Linked DNA regions of Homo sapiens: region 1 is linked to region 2. Evidence: chromatin loops called from intact Hi-C (ENCODE). Cell type or tissue: heart left ventricle. All regions are shown on one strand.

Region 1 (8,000 bases), 1.4 Mb after region 2:
GAGAATAAAAACCGAAGATGCTTAAAAAATGGTTAATTTCTAATTTCCTATTGTAAACAATGGACATAACCCCAGTTAAATCACGTAATTCACCAAATTATAATATGTTTCATAGATAATCTGCCTCTTATTCTTCTATGTAATTCTAAATGGAAACAACCTTATAACCCTGATGTTCAAGCCCCAAGGAGTGCAGTGGACTCAGCTTGGTACAGTTGCAGAGATGGTGGACCAAGATTTAAGAGGACTGGGTTATTGTTCCAGCGGTGACAGTAAGCGTCGGGGCTTTGGTTTCCCCCGCTATTACACAAGGGAGTTTGACTAAGAAATCTCTAAAGGCCACATTAGTATCAAATTTCTAGAATCCTATTAAACTCAATGAGAAAATTCTAAAAAGATGAGGCTTCTTCAATACGGAGAGATGCAGTTCAGGGCAGGGGGACAAGTCCTGGTTCTATAACATCATGAATAATGTAGATAAAATTGAAAGCCATTTCCTGTTAAGGCCTCAAATCCACTAGAGCTTAGACTTATGAATACAAACGCATCACTTTAAGCAGCAATAACTTTACAGTGGCAAATGTAAATTTTTGCTTTCAAAGGCTGACGTATGTATGTGGCTTAGTGAAGAGAATCTATGGTTCTTGTCTCATCTCTGCTATTCTTTCCCTGGTTCTCTTTAGCAAGGCCCTCTATGAATTTCTACGAATTTGGGGTTGTCCACAGCTGTAATATGGAGGGATTGGATAAAAGGCTCATTAAGGTCCCATCCAGCTTTGACAACCACAAAGAAGAGATTTATAATGGAGTTTTATTTATATACTCTGGGTTTATCTTTAAGGAAAGTGTCATGAAGTGCCTCCTTCTCGCAAGTTTCCAGCTACATCCACTGTCAGAAACAGCCCACTAAGCTGCTGCAGTGCTGCTCTGACACTACCTGGCCTACTTAATATGCTCACATTTGGGCTCATTCATTATGCCAGTCAATTATTAAAATACCCAAGTTCCTGCTAAGTGTCAGGCACCTCTATGGCAGTGCCTTGCAGCCACCTCCTCGAGAGCAAAGCTTTCCTGCTGGACTCACCTTGGGCCTTGTTAACCCTTGGTCTCTGAAGTCATCATCATCACCCACTCCAAACTTCTGGCTTCGGCGTCTGCTATTGTTGCCAAGCACCTGGGCATTGGCTTTGAGGATGTGATTTATCACATGCAGGCAATACACATGGCGGATCTCTTCCCCGTTCTTCAGAGCAGTCCTTTCCGGGTAGAACAGGTCCCGGTAAGAATTCATAATTAAGAAGAGTTCTTTCTGGAGGGGGGTGAATGGGCTGCTTGATTTTTGGGGACCAGATAGGAACTGGCTGTTGGTCTTAGTCCAGGTGGATTCCAGAGGCTTCTGGAGATGAAGTGACTTTAAGTCAATATCCTTTGGGGGTTTAAATGTTTCCAACTTCTGAAACTTAGAGGAAAAGAAAAGCTGGCCCAGAATAGGCCACTAGGGGAGAAACAGATCAAGAGCCAAATTAGAAATGAATAACAGTAAATTACATTCACATAGTACTATATTTAGCGAATTTTTTCATGATTTATAGATCATCTCATTTAATCCTCACAACAGCCCTGCAAGGTAGTTACCATGATACTCATGTTATAGTTTAGGAAGCACTGAGGTTCATACAGAGGTTGTATGATACAAAGTTTACACAGAAGAAAATGGAGCTGAGGGCTAGACCCCAAGGTTTCTGACTTCAAATCTGAGCTCTTCACCCTATCAGTTGTCCCACACTGTTCTGTGGAATATATTCTGGGAAGAGTCAACATTCATTCTAGAAACAAAGGGGTTCCATGGTCAAATACCCTTGATAAACATCACAAAACTTAATTCCTCTGAGGGAGATTGACAATGTACACTCGATACTAAAGGTGTTGACAAGTTCTATGACAAGAAATCTGTCCATTTTGTTTAAATCCTAAGGAATACTATTTTCTATTTTGTGGGATACAAGTTTAAGAATTTTTGCATTATAGCTAAATTGCTGATCTAAAAATAGGACAACCTCAGCAATAAAAAGAAATAAATTACTGATAGCTGAAATAACTTGGATGACTCTCCAGGGAATCATGCTGAGTGAAAAAAAAACAATCTCAAAAGGTTACATGCTGTATGAGTCATTTAACATTTTTAAAATGACAAAATTATAGAAATGGAGACCAGATTAGTGGTTACCAGGGGTTAGAAATGGGGGTGGGGCAGGGTGCAGAGGGAGGCAGATATGGTTATAAAAGGGCAACAAGGATTTGTATTTTGCTGGAAATGTTCTGCATCTTGATGGCAGGAGTAGATACAGGAACCTATGCATGATAAAATTGTATATAAATATAGGCACAGGCATATGCAGTTGAACAGGAGTAAAACCAGATCTGAGTAAGACTGGTAGATTATATCAATGTCAGTTTCCTGGCTGTGACATTATACTACAGTTCTACAAGATTTCACCACTGAGGAAAACTGGGCAAAGGGTACAAGATGTCTTTGTATGATTTCTTACAACTGCATGTATATCTATAATTATTCCCTCAATAAAAATTTCAATTAAAAAAAGGATGACCAACTCTCATGAATGGCATCAGTGGTAAGAACAAAGAAGCAAAAACTGCCCAATATCTGGATAATTTATTTGTGGACCTACCTCAGATATTTCAAACAAATGAACAACAGTAGTACCTACTGTTTTAATGAACACTGTTTTACTGAACACTATGTATTAGTAAACTATTCTATTTTGAGATAGGTATTATTATCCCCCTCTAGCAGACTAGAATAGTGAATAGCAAAAAAGCAGATGAACTTGCCTTGGGTCAAAATGTGATAGCTCCTTGAAGATGTTGGTCTCCAAATCCACTCTTACCCATCATTATATTATCTGGCACCCACACTCCAGCTTCCTGGTGCGTTTTCTAGCTACAACTGTGCCCCACTAGGCTCTTCTAGCCTTCCTTATGCCCTGCTTCCCTATCAAGCCATCTACTGCAGGTGTATATCATACATTCTGGGAGGCCACTAAAACCCAAGACCACTGTTTTATTTAGAGCTTTCTCTATTTGTGACCGGGATGACCAAGCAACACTTACTTTAAGCTCGTGGGTAGTTTTGGGATTTGTGGCAACAGCCTGAATTGCTTTTTCTTTCAGTTCTTTGTTCACATGTTGAAGAAATGGATCTAATTCAGAAATAAAAAATGTCAGCACACTATGCAACTACAGAGGGGTTTTGTGGTCTTCCCCTGTGAAAGACATGTTGATCTTCATTGTGTTAACTCATCCTTTTCTCCATTGACTTTCCCCACCCTCTGGCCAAGTCCAGAGCTTAAAAACTTCTGAAAGGTTCATTTTCCTAAAACATTTCTCTAATTATATTACTTCCCAGCTTGAAAACTTTTGAAGAAACTTCTCAGCCTGGAATTCAGAGCACTTTAGGATATACCTCCAACCTGCATCTCCGTTATCATTTCTGGACTATATGGCCCTCAAATTCTTCTGCCTCTGTGCTTTTCCTTCCTTCAACTAAAAATTCCAGCCTCTCCTTCACTTCATTTTTGCATATCCAAATGTTATCAATTTAATGTTACCCACTGAATCACAATAAATACTTCCCAGGCTTACTGTGTTAGGCACAACGTTGGCTCACCTTGTTCCCTAGAGTCATCACTTTCTCAAGTCTCCTACTCTGCCCAACCCACCCATTCCAACACATATACATATATACATGTCTTATCTAGCAGACTGCAAGGTCTCTAAGAACAGGTTCCATGTCTGATTGATCTTGCACTGGGACACACAGATATGACCAATACTCCACTGAATTGAACAAATGATCCACATGATAGCATCTGCACTCCAAGTAATCTTTAGTATTCTGAGCTAGCCACCCAACCTTCTCTCCCAGTCCCACTCATAAGAAACAGAACAAAGTTAAATGACCCATCCAAGCATCCAAACAGTAAAATTTCAAATGAAATGCATCTTGTATTAAATATCTAAGAGTGAACAACAGGACATAAGAATTCTAGATGCTAATATATCTGTATGAGCAAAACAACCACAGAAATTATGGGACAGTCAAGCTTCCTAATGTTTCCTCCAAAGTTTCTAAGTTTTAATGGTTCAGAATGGAGTTTGTACTAAAATCTACAAATTCTACCTGTCACTTCTTCTCCTGCAAAATAACCAACAGAACTAAATGAGTCAAATGAGGATTAAAATTTCTGTTTCATTAAAGGTAAAGCTGGGTTGAAGAATGGCAATGAGATCAATGAAGGCAATCAGGATACAGAACGAGACCAACCTGACTTGCCCACCCAGACACTGGCTGAGAAACTGGACTTGAGACAGCAGGAACCCATCAAAGCCCGCCATAGGCACGTCTTGACCACGTGACTGCCATTTGGTCACAGGAGTGGTCAAGAGTCTGTGGGAGGCAGGAGACACAGGGTAGGGCTTTTTGGCTTTTGAGGGTCTCCCTGGTAATAAAGACCACTCAGATTAGCCACCCCTGGGTCTTGCAAATCTGAAAAATTACTGCTCCAAAAAGGAACAGCAAGTGAGGGGTAGAGGAAGTATTTTTTCCTCTTTTTCTTTCTCTTTCCCTACTTGGGGAGAAAATCAGAAATCTTCCCCTGACTCCAATAATGAAAATGTGAGGCCTGGGAAGCTGGCCTTCCCTACCATCATTCTTGTTTGTTCTCCTAAATGTCCCGTCCAACCCCTAAACACTGAGAAACACAAAATACCTTTTAGAATTATTTTTCCCAGCTCTAGATCTAGCCACTAAACTGTTTTTATTGCTGTTTGTTCCAATAATAGATTCAATGTGTATTAGTACACAAATTCCATACTAAGCACCTGGTGAATTCAAATAACACACACTGTGCTATGACCTTGAGAGGCTTTCAAAGAAGAGTTGTCTCCACTTTCCTCTTCCAGAAAATTGGTTTCCAGGCTGAACAGTGACTCGTGTTTTGCATCTGTGAACTCTTCGGGGGATGTTTGTGATGTGCCCGGTGGCTCTTCCCCATCTTCTTTTCCCTCAGGGTCAGCAGATAAAGCTACATCTGCAGTTTTGAGAAACATTTTATAAAATTATTTACTCACAAATTATACTTCTGTTGACAAAATTTATTTCCTTAGGCTATACCAACAATAGCGTTCATTGATACTATTTATATTTAGGTAAATTCAGGTAGAAAACATAGATTTCAAAATTAAGCCTAATCATCAACACATGATGCATGATGGTGGGTTTTATGTCTCAATTTGGCTGGGACACAGTGCCCAGATATCTGGCCAAACATTATTTTGGATGTTTCTGCGAGGGTATTTTTGGATGAGCGTTTATTTATTTATTTATATATTGAGACAGGGTCTGGCTCTGTCACCCAGGCTGCAGTGCAGTGGTGTCATCTTGGCTCACTGCAACCTCCACCTCTTGGGCTCAAGTGATTTTTCCACCTCAGGCTCCCGAGTAGCTGAAACTACAGGCATGCACCACCATGCCTGGCTAATTTTTGTATTTTTCTGTAGAGATGGGGTTTCGCCATGTTGGCCAGGCTGGTCTCAAACTCCTAAGCTCAATCGATCTGCCTGCCTCAGCCTCCCAAAGTGTTGGGATTACAGGCGTGAGCCAGATCTCTTTCTCATATACACACATATCCTACCGGTTCTGTTTCTCTGGAGATTTCGAATTAATATACCCACTTCTAGTTCTAGGAACTTATTCTAAAATAGTAACCAGACATAGTACACTAAGATGTACATGAGAGGATGTTCAAAGCAGCACTGATTATAAGAAATAACTGGGGGAAAAAGGGTCTATCAATGGGGTACAATCATATTTTTACAATGGAATACTATGTAATTAAGAAGCTAATGTGAATCCACAGTCACAGATGTAGGAAGTTACGGAAATGTATAAGGCCATTATACAGATACACATAAATATATATACATACTCATATATAATCATAAAAATGTAGTCTGAAAGGTTATATACAATGCTAAAGGTGTTTATCTCTGGGTAGCAGGGATAGAGGGTAACTATATTACCCTCTTAAATGTTTACAGTAAATATATATTATTTTTATAATGATAAAAAAATTTTCATTTTTAAAAATCCAAAAAAGCAAAGAAAAATAGAAACAAACAAAACAAACTCCTAAGTGTAAGTCAATGAATTTTTATCTCAGTAAAACTGATCAGTTAAAATACCTGGAATGATATATAATACCAGAAGGTATAAAAAAAAAATAAGGCTATAAGAAAAATAGGCATTAAAATAATGAGTAAAAAGTCACCCAGCTATATTCAGACAATGGAATGCTATTCCAGCAACTAAAAAGTAGTAAGTGACTAATACATGCACAACACAAATAAATTAGAAAAACATGAGAAGCAAAAATAGCTAGACACAAAAGGAGTCATACTGTATGATTCAATTTATATGAATTTCTAGAACAGGCAAAACTAATCTACAGTGACAGAAGGCGGGTCAGTGGCTGCCTGATGCCAAGGGTGGGGAACTGACTGCAAAAGGATAAGAAAAATTTTTGGAGGTAATGGAAATGTTCTGTATCTTGATTTGGATGTATACCTTTGTCAAAACCTGTCAGACTGTATATTTAAATTGGATACGTTTTACTGTATGTAAATGATACCTCAATGAAGGTGATTTTGAAGTTAAAGAAAAAAGTCACCTTCAAGTCTGAGTGACACAGAGTCCCTGAAGCCTTCCCTAATTTACACTGGCAGTGTTCAACCACTCTGCCTCTCTTCAACACCTTACATCTAGCTGTTCCATGCAATCGCAAATCTACTGTTTGAAATTTTTTATATATATTTATGTCTATCTTCCATCAAACTTGGTCTCCCTAAGAGAAGAACAGTAACCTCTTCAATAAATTCAGACAGTCACAAAGACAGAACTGTGTTCTCCTTCCTCTGTATTAGGAGGTCTTTCACTAGTACTGATGAAGTCCCTGAAATTACAAGCAAAAATGTTATTTCTGCCTAGCTGTGCTAAGAAGGTTCTGTGTTTCCATCAGATTCTCAAAGATACAATCAAACCCAACAAGGGTAAATCCCTATTTTGGATTCATGTCCTTTCATCCAACTCACACAGTATATAAGGTACCATGCTCATGAGATGAACTGTCTATAGTTCTGGCAAAGATGATGAGCCTATAGTAAAGACACTTACTCTCTGGACTTTCAGTAGACTCTGCAGCCATCTCTTCTTCCACACTGACATCGCTACCACCATCTTCATCGTTCATTTCTGCATCATCTACAATACTGTCTTCTTCCTCTTCCTCCTCCTCATCTTCCTCTTCTTCCTCAGAAACATTCTTTAATGTAGCAAGTAGTCTGTGGTAGCCAGAAACTTGTTGTGGTTCACTCTCTGAGTCGCTTTCAGAATCTGAAGAATCTGAACTCTCTGACTAAAAGGAAAAGGAGAATTTTAAGAACAAAAACTATATTGTTCTTATTGTTACCCTAAAACTATCATCAAGCCAACATCTATTCAACGAAGCCCAAATTCAAATTTACTTAAAATTGCTAATCTAGCTATGATTCTAGAAGCTCTTCATATGCTCCAAACTGCTACTGCCCCACTTTTAAAACATAAAACTTCAGGTTATGAGATTTAATTTATGTCCCAGGCATTAGGCCACAGGTTTAATAGAACAACAGGATAATTACAAAACAACAAAAGAAAACAGGTTTCTTTTTTTTTTTTTTTAGTTTGTTGTAATATGATAGGCCCTTTGTTCATTTTGCACTGTATTTGTGACTCCTTTATGCTAACCAAAAAAGATATTCCCTCTTAGGATTCACTAAGAGCCCTCTGATAAGCCTCTGTAACAGGGCCTAATAGGCTAGTCTCCTGGGACAATTTCAAACTGTGGCTTCTGTATTAGATATCACAATGGCATTTTTATAGACAT
Region 2 (8,000 bases):
GCAGGGTTCCATTGCTAAGGACTACAAAGGAAATGAGTACTGAAAAGCAGCTAGCAATCTCTGTCACACTAGCTCTTTAAAGACTTAAAAACAGCAATCAAGTCCCACTTAAGCTTCTTTTACAGACTAAACATCATTATTCCCTTTGACAAATCTTCACTGATATTGTTTTCAGATCCTTCACCTTTTTGATTGTCTCATGAAAATGTTCTAATTTGTACTTCAAATAAGATAACCCCCTGCCTTCTGTGAGATCTGATTGATGCAAAATCAATTGGAAATATTTTGGGGACTTTGCATATTTTTATTAATCCATCATAAAATTAGCTTTCTTGGCAACAAGTGCACATGGTTACTAAATTTGGTGTCATCTGCATCCCCTGGGTCTTTTTTACATCTGTAGTTATTTAGCCTGAGCTCTCCCCATTTATACTCCAGCAGGCTTTTTACTTTCCTTTTTTTCCCTCCTGAGTGTGTATAAATGTATTGCTATTTAATGTCACCTGGCTTGTTTTAGCTTATCTGAACATTTTGGGAACTTCCTGAATTCTAACTTTCTTACTGAATGTATTAAATGTCTCATATGTGGGCATTTGCACCTGTAGTAAACTGAATTTCTATTTAAGGGCAGGAACAGAATCTTAATTTATATCCTCAGCATCAGGTAAAATGTCTAGTTCAGAGTAAATTCTCAATGTCTGTTTAATGAAAGAATACTGCAGTTGAAAATAAAAAACATTTTCTGGCCAGGCGCGGTGGCTCACGTCTGTAATCCCAGCACTTTGGGAGGCCGAGGCAGGCGGATCACGAGGTCAGGAGATCGAGACCATCCTGGCTAACATGGTGAAACCCCGTCTCTACTAAAAATACAAAAAAAATTAGCCGGGCATGGTGGGGGGCGCGTGTAGTCCCAGCTACTCGGGAGGCTGAGGCAGGAGAATGGTTTGAACCTGGGAGGCAGAGTTTGCAGTGAGCCGAGATTGCACCACTGCACTCCAGCCTGGGAGACAGAGTGAGACTCCGTCTCAAAAAAAAAAAAAAAAAAAGAAAAAAAGAACATTTTCTATATATTTTTTAAAATCTTAGAGTTATTTGTGAACAGGAAACTATGAAACCTCTCTATCTCCTAAAATAATGTGAAAGGAAAGTAAATCTTGGGGCCCCAAAATCACTAAGCTAAAGGGAAAAGTCAAGCTGGGAACCGGTTAGGGAAAACCTGCTTCCCATTCTATTCAAAGTCTCCCTTCTGTTCACTGAGATGCATGTCTGATTGCCTCCTTTGGAAAGGGTAATCAGAAACTCAAAAGAATGCAACCATTTGTCTCTTATCTGCCTATGACCTGGAAGCCCCCTCCCCACTTCAAGTTGTCCTGCCTTTGCTTTGAGTTGTCCCGCCTTTTCCGGACCAAACCAATGTTCATGTTGATGTCTCACGTCTCCCTAAGATGTGTAAAATCAAACATGCTCTGATCATCTTGGGCATCTGTTGTCAGAACCTCCGTGCGCATGGGTGCGCGTCTTCAACCTTGGCAAGATAAACTTTATAAATTAACTGAGACCTGTCTCATATTTTCAGGGTTCACAATAATATAGACATTTACTCGTCTGGAAGAATTCTATTTAATATTTATACGGTCTTTTAAACAGGCAAGTTAGAAGGTATGTAAATTTCTTCCTGTTATATGATTTTATAAGGATTTATTTGGCTAAATAAAAAGAGTAGACAGTGAAAACTTTAAAGTTTACGTTTTATTTATTTATTTTTATTTTGTTTATTTATTTACTTATTTATTTTTGAGACCGAGTTTCGCTCTGTCGCTCAGGCTGAAGTGCAGTGGCGCGATCTCGGCTCACTGAAACCGCTGCCTCCCAGGTTCAAGTAGATACTCCTGCGTCAGCGTCCTATCTGGGATTACAGGCGTGCTAAAGTTTGCATTTTAAGTCTGCCTCAATATGCTGTATTCTTTACTAACACATTCTCGTCTTTTCTTTTTTTCTTTTTTTGAGACATGGTCTCACTCTGTTGCCCAGTTGGGAGTGCAGTGGCGCCATCTTGGCTCACTGCAACCTCCACCTCCCAGGTTCAAGAGACTCTCCAGCTTCAGCCTCCTGAATAGCTGGGATTACAGGCACGCGCCACTGCACCCCACTAATTTTTGTATTTTTAGTAGAAACGGGATTTCGCCATGTTAGCCGCGCTGGTCTCGAACTCCTGACCTCAGGTGATCCACCTGCCTCGGCCTCCCAAATTGTTGGGATTACAGGCGTGAGCCACCATGCCCTGCCACATTCTCTTCTTTGTTTCACAAATTATAAAATAGAATTCACAACCTTTTTCTGTTTAAAAAGACTTTTAAGGAATATATTCATTAAAATCAGTCTGTAGAGATCTCTGGGATCCAAATTATGAGGTAATCTGAAGATCTGGGGATAAAATTAGATATATCAACCACTAAAATGGAAACAAAGTAACATTAAATTGATTTGTGGAAATAATCCTAGAAAATAAAATGTTTCAGAAATTTGCTGCTCATGAGATTAGAAGGCTCCTAAAATACTTTCTTTTTCTTTTTTTTGATACGGATTCTCGCTCTGTCACCAGGCTGGAGTGCAGTGGTACGGTCTTGGCTCATTGTAACCTCCGGCTCCTGGGTTCAAGCGATTCTCCTGCCTCAGCCTCCTGAGGAGCTGGGACTACCGGTGCGTGCCACCACGCCCAGCTAATTTTTGTATTTTTAGTAGAGACGAGGTTTCACCGTGTTAGCCAGGATGGTCTCAATCTCCTGACCTTGTGATTCGCCAGCCTTGTCTTCCCAAAGTGTTGGGATTACAGGCGTGAGCCACCGTGCCCGGCCCTAAAATACTTTCTTGGAGATTGGAGGTAGTAATCTAAATATAATGTGTAGAATAATCTATAAATTTGGCATAATGACAGAAACAGTCATTAATGTTAATTATTGATAGTATGTTAATTATTATTAGTAGTATTAAATATAGACATTAGAAATAACGTCAAAGCTTCTCCAGAATTGGCGAAGGAGATGGCACCCTGAATCTATACAGTGGTCTCTTATTTAGACAGGAATATTCCTGTAGATAACAATAAAAAGAAACGGGTCCCCTGGAGAATCTTATTAGGACAAAAAGAAGATAAATTGATTGACAGAGTCCTGCTGTATTGCCCAGGCTAGAGTACTGGGGCATGATCATGGGTCAATGCAGCCTCAAACTCCTGGGCTCAAGTGATTCTCCCGCCTCAGCTTATCCAGTAGCTGGGACTACAGGCATGTGTCACCATGCTCTGCTAATTTTTAATTTTTTTTGTAGAGATAGAGTCTTGCTATGTTGCCTAGGCTGGTTTCAAACTCCTGGACTCAAATGGTCCTCCCGCCTCCACCTCCCAAAATGTTGGGATTACAGGCATGAGAAAAAGTAACTGTTGCAATCTTTGGCACACCACACACACATGCACATACACGCACCACCACCTTCCCCACCACCCCTGCATATAGGGCTCTCTTAGATATACTTTGATCTTATTCCATTATTTTGGTTGTCAGAACAATGTCATTCCATTCAGCATAAACCAAATTTGTGGCTCTCAGGACCTGGCCTTCATGCCGTGCCCTTCACTCTCTTCCCTCAGTACTTACAGCTCTGATCTGGTCTGAGGAGGAGGAAGCAGGGAGATTGTCTCCTTATTAATACTTCACCATCTATAACCAGGTTGTAGTCTTTATGCTGTTGATTACTGCTGTTTCTCTGAGTAACACTCACTGGGTATAGCAGACCCAAATGCATGGGATATTTTTGTTGGTTATTGGAAGTCCCTCTAGAATCCTCCACCTGTATGAGAGATGCTCCTTGATATGAGAGATACAGCTCAAACTTTACCTCTTCCACTGTCCCTTAGCCCATACAGGGGGTGATGCACCTCATAGCTCTACTACTGTGACCTCTCACCCAATGGACAGCCCTCTTGGATGGAGTATCAAAAACATAGTAAGTATCAAGTTCATAATAATGGGAATTATACATTTCCGACAGTTATTAGAAATTACTTCCCATTACTTCTGAGCTATGAATTGCATTTTGAAAACACAGCTTTTCAGTTGTGACATATTTGAAGCCTCTGTGAAGGATCTAATATTTTATAGACTGAAGTGTAATCATAATGAGTGCGATAGGAAAGTATTAAGTTGATTTATTTATTTATTTATTTATTTATTTATTTATTTATTTATTTATTTTTAGACGGAGTCTAGCTCTGTCACCCAGGCTGGAGTGCAGCGGTATGATCTCGGCTCACTGCAGCCTCTGCCTCTGGGGTTCAAGCAATTCTTCTGCCTCAACCTCCTGAGTAGCTGGGACTGCAGGCATGCACCACCACACCTGGCTAATTTTTTGTATTTTTAGTAGAGACGGGGTTTTGCCATGTTGGCCAGGCTGGTCTCAAACTCCTGACCTCAGGCGATTTGCCCTCCTTGGCCTCCCAGAGTGCTAGCATCACAGACATGAGCCACCGCACTCTGCCAGAAAGTATTAAGTTGAATTAAATTGTGGGGGAAAATTCTTACCTTTGCTTCTAATATATAACTTTATATAGCATTTAAGCTAGGAACACTGTGAGGAGATGGAATTTTTTGTTTTTTTTTTGAGACAGAGTCTTGCTCGGTTTTTTTTGAGACAGAGTCAGTCTGGAGTGCAGCGTTGCGATCTCAGCTCACTGCAACCTCCACCTCCCGGGTTCAAGCGATTCTCCTGCCTCAGCCTCCCGAGTAGCTGGGAATACAGGCAAGCGCCATTATGCTCAGCTAATTTGTACTTTTAGTAGAGATGGGGTTTCACCATGTTGGCTAGGATGGTCTTGATGTCTTGACCTCGTGATCCGCCTGCCTTGATCTCCCAAAATGCTGGGATTACAGGCATGAGCCACCACACCCAGCCTGAGGAGATGGATTATAAATAGAATGAATAAAATATGTCAGTGTGAACACCAGGGCTTAATACTATTTATAAATACTGTTTTTTGTTTTTTTGAGACTAAGTATTGCTCTTGTCCCCCGGGCTGGAGTGCAATGGTGCAATCTCAGCTCACTGCAACCTCCCCCTCCCAGGTTCCAGCGATTCTCCTGCCTCAGTCTCCTGACTAGATGGGATTATAGGTGCCTGCCACCATGCCCGGCTAATTTTTGTATTTTTAAGTAGAGATGGGGTTTCACCATGTCGGCCAGGCTGGTCTCAAACTCCTGACCTCAGGTGATCTGCGTGCCTCGCTTCCCGAAGTGCTGGGATTACAGGTGTGAGCCACCGCGCCCGCCCTATAAACACTATTGTATTTTTTTATTCTTATTTTTTAAAATTATCCTTTAAGTTCTAGGGTACATGTGCACAACGTGCAGGTTTGTTACATATGTATTCATGTGCCATATTGGTGTGCTGCACACATTAACTCGCATTTACATTAGGTATTTCTCTTAATGCTATCCCTCCCCCACCCCGACCCCACGACAGGCCCCGGTGTGTGATGTTCCCTGCCCTGTGTCCAAGTGTTCTCATTGTTCAATTCCCACCTATGAATAAGAACATGCGGTGTTTGGTTTTCTGTCCTTGCGATAGTTTGCTCAGAATGATGGTTTCCAGCTTCATCCATGTCCCTAATACTATTGTATTAATAAGAACTTGCTGCTTAATTTGCGAGAGACAGAAACATATCTTGAAATAGGTTAAGAAAAGCAGAGGTTATAACAATAAGCATTAATTTCCACTCAATTGTTATGGGTTAGTTAGGGCCAGCCAATCTATGCTGGCCTCAGTTAGGTGGCACTGCTGATCTTGGCTGCTCATGTATCTGAGGGTAGTTGGTGGTTGGCTAACATAAGCTGAGGCTGGCTAGGTAGTTCAGCTCAGGTGGCTCTGCCCCACATACCTCTTATCCTATTATTGATACCTGCAGACTAGCCTGGGCATATTTTTCTCATGGAAATGGTAGAAGTGCAAAAGAGTAAGCCCAGTTGCACAACTACTCTTCAAACCTTTGATCATGTCACATCTGCTATCATTCCATTGGCTAAAGCAAGTCATATAGGAAGCCCAATGTTCAGGGGCAGAAAAGTATACTCCACCCATGGAGGTGAGAAATGAATCCCTCTGAACAATAATCTAATCTATCAAAAATATAAATATAACTGAATCAAAAGTTTCACAAAACAATTTTTAACAAGTGGTTTGTGATGCCTTAAAATATTTTCTATTTTACTTTATATTATTTTGCTGGTTAACCCTCACTGCACTGATTTCACAACCCTTCAAGATCTGTAGTTTGAAAAACAATGCCCTAGACAAAAACTGATTCAGACAGACACACATGATCTGCATCTTAGAAGCATCAACTGAGCACCAAACAAAAATAATTCTGATAGTTCTCTCTCTAGCCTCATTTAACTAGGGTAGGATATTGGTGTGGGGATATAGGGAGTTGCTTTAGTGTTACTCTAGTCAGTGTTACTCAAAATGTAGTCCACAAACAAGCTAGTTCACAGACAGGTACCAGTCCACAAACTATTCATTACCAGTCCACAGTGAGATAAGAGACCAATGCCAGAATGTAAATCCACACACTGCTTCTTTCATTGAGGAAGTCTTACTTAAAAAAAAAAAAAAAGCCAGGTAAATGAAACTGCATACTTACTGACATAGTTGCTTTACACTCTAATGAAAGCTCTTTATCTCAGTCTGACTAGTAACAAACAGTTCACAGACCAGCACTCTGAGTGGTATTACCTAAGGAATGCCCAGAATCTTCTAGACAGGAATCTCCATAAAATAGTTATCGTGTGGATCTGAGACAAAGGAAGAGTATTTTGGAGAAGAGGATTGTTAGGCATTTCATAAATATTGTAGGGAAAGAAACTGGTAATGAGAAAGGGGCCCAAGAAACAAGAACAGAGGACTAAGTGATAGAACAAGATTTTGGAGAATGAGGAGGGAATAGGGACAAAGTGACTAGATTGGTTGGAATAGGAGGCAGTATACCTCCTCCCCTGAGACTAGAGAAAACTAAAAAGGGGACACCTACCAATAAGTTTCTAGGTAACCATGTTGGACAGTGGAGCATTTCTCTTTTTTTAATTTTTAATTTTAATTTTTTTATTTTTTTTGAAGTGGAGTCTTGCTCTGTTGCCCAGGCTGGAGTGCAGTGGTGTGATCTCGGCTCACTTCAACCTCCACCTCCTGGGCTCAAGCAATTCTTCTGAGTCAGCCTCCCAGGTAGCTGGGATTAGAGTCGCCCGCAACCACGCCCAGCTAATTTTGTTTTGTTTTGTTTTGAGACGGAGTCTCACTCTGTCACCAGGCTGGAGTGTAGTGGCATGATCTCGGCTCACCTCCAACTCCCTGGTTCAAGCAATTCTCCTGCCTCAGCCTTCCGAGTAACTGGGATTGCAGACACGTGCCACCATGCCCAGCTAAGTTTTGTATTTTTAGTAGAGACAGGGTTTCACCATGTTGGCCAGGATGGTCTCCATCTCCTGACCTAGTGATCCACCTACCTCGGCCTCCCAAAGTGCTGGGATTACAGGCATGAGCCATTGCGCCTGGCTTGACAGTGGAGCATTTCATGCCTGATGGTATCACTCTTCTCAGAGCAGAAGAAAGGCCATTTGCAGAAAGAGAGAAGGGGTAGGTTTTGAGTAGGGTATTTGAAAGGAGCAGTGAAGTTATAGAAAACTTCACACTGCTCTATTTTTGTCTTGTTACTGCCATTTTGGAATTGGGGGGATTTGAATTAAACTACATTTATTTAAAATCCTAGTGAGGTTGTATCAGTTTATTCTATTTTATAAATATCTTTTCTCTTTAATATTAGAGATTTTTTGTCATAACCTATGTACTTCAAAGCAATTTCTTTTCTTTTCTTTCTTTCTTTTTTTTTTTTTTTTTTTTGAGACGGAGTTTCGCTCTTGTTGCCCAGGCTGGAGTGCAGTGGTGTCAATCTTAGC

Evidence for each region. A loop is a pair of places that touch in the nucleus more often than their neighbours do. Peaks named below come from ENCODE experiments on the same cell type or tissue, not always from the same donor. Only the 100,000 strongest peaks of a DNase experiment are listed, where the experiment ranks them.
Region 1: a loop joins it to region 2, with 6 times the contacts of the local background. A loop is called at or near these places in 4 of 110 quality-filtered maps.

What each region holds. Positions count from the first base shown.
Region 1 is chr1:209,830,296-209,838,295 of GRCh38, reverse strand. It overlaps UTP25 (UTP25 small subunit processome component), which reads right to left. Exons shown (of 12, transcript NM_014388.7): 3 at 7,253-7,493; 4 at 4,938-5,111; 5 at 3,133-3,221; 6 at 1,085-1,495. Among named protein-coding and RNA genes, the nearest start is that of UTP25, 6.3 kb to the right of the region's middle. In heart left ventricle, no CTCF peak of the experiment used is centred here; no DNase peak of the experiment used is centred here.
Region 2 is chr1:211,240,062-211,248,061 of GRCh38, reverse strand. No RefSeq gene overlaps it. Among named protein-coding and RNA genes, the nearest start is that of RCOR3, 15 kb to the left of the region's middle. In heart left ventricle, no CTCF peak of the experiment used is centred here; no DNase peak of the experiment used is centred here.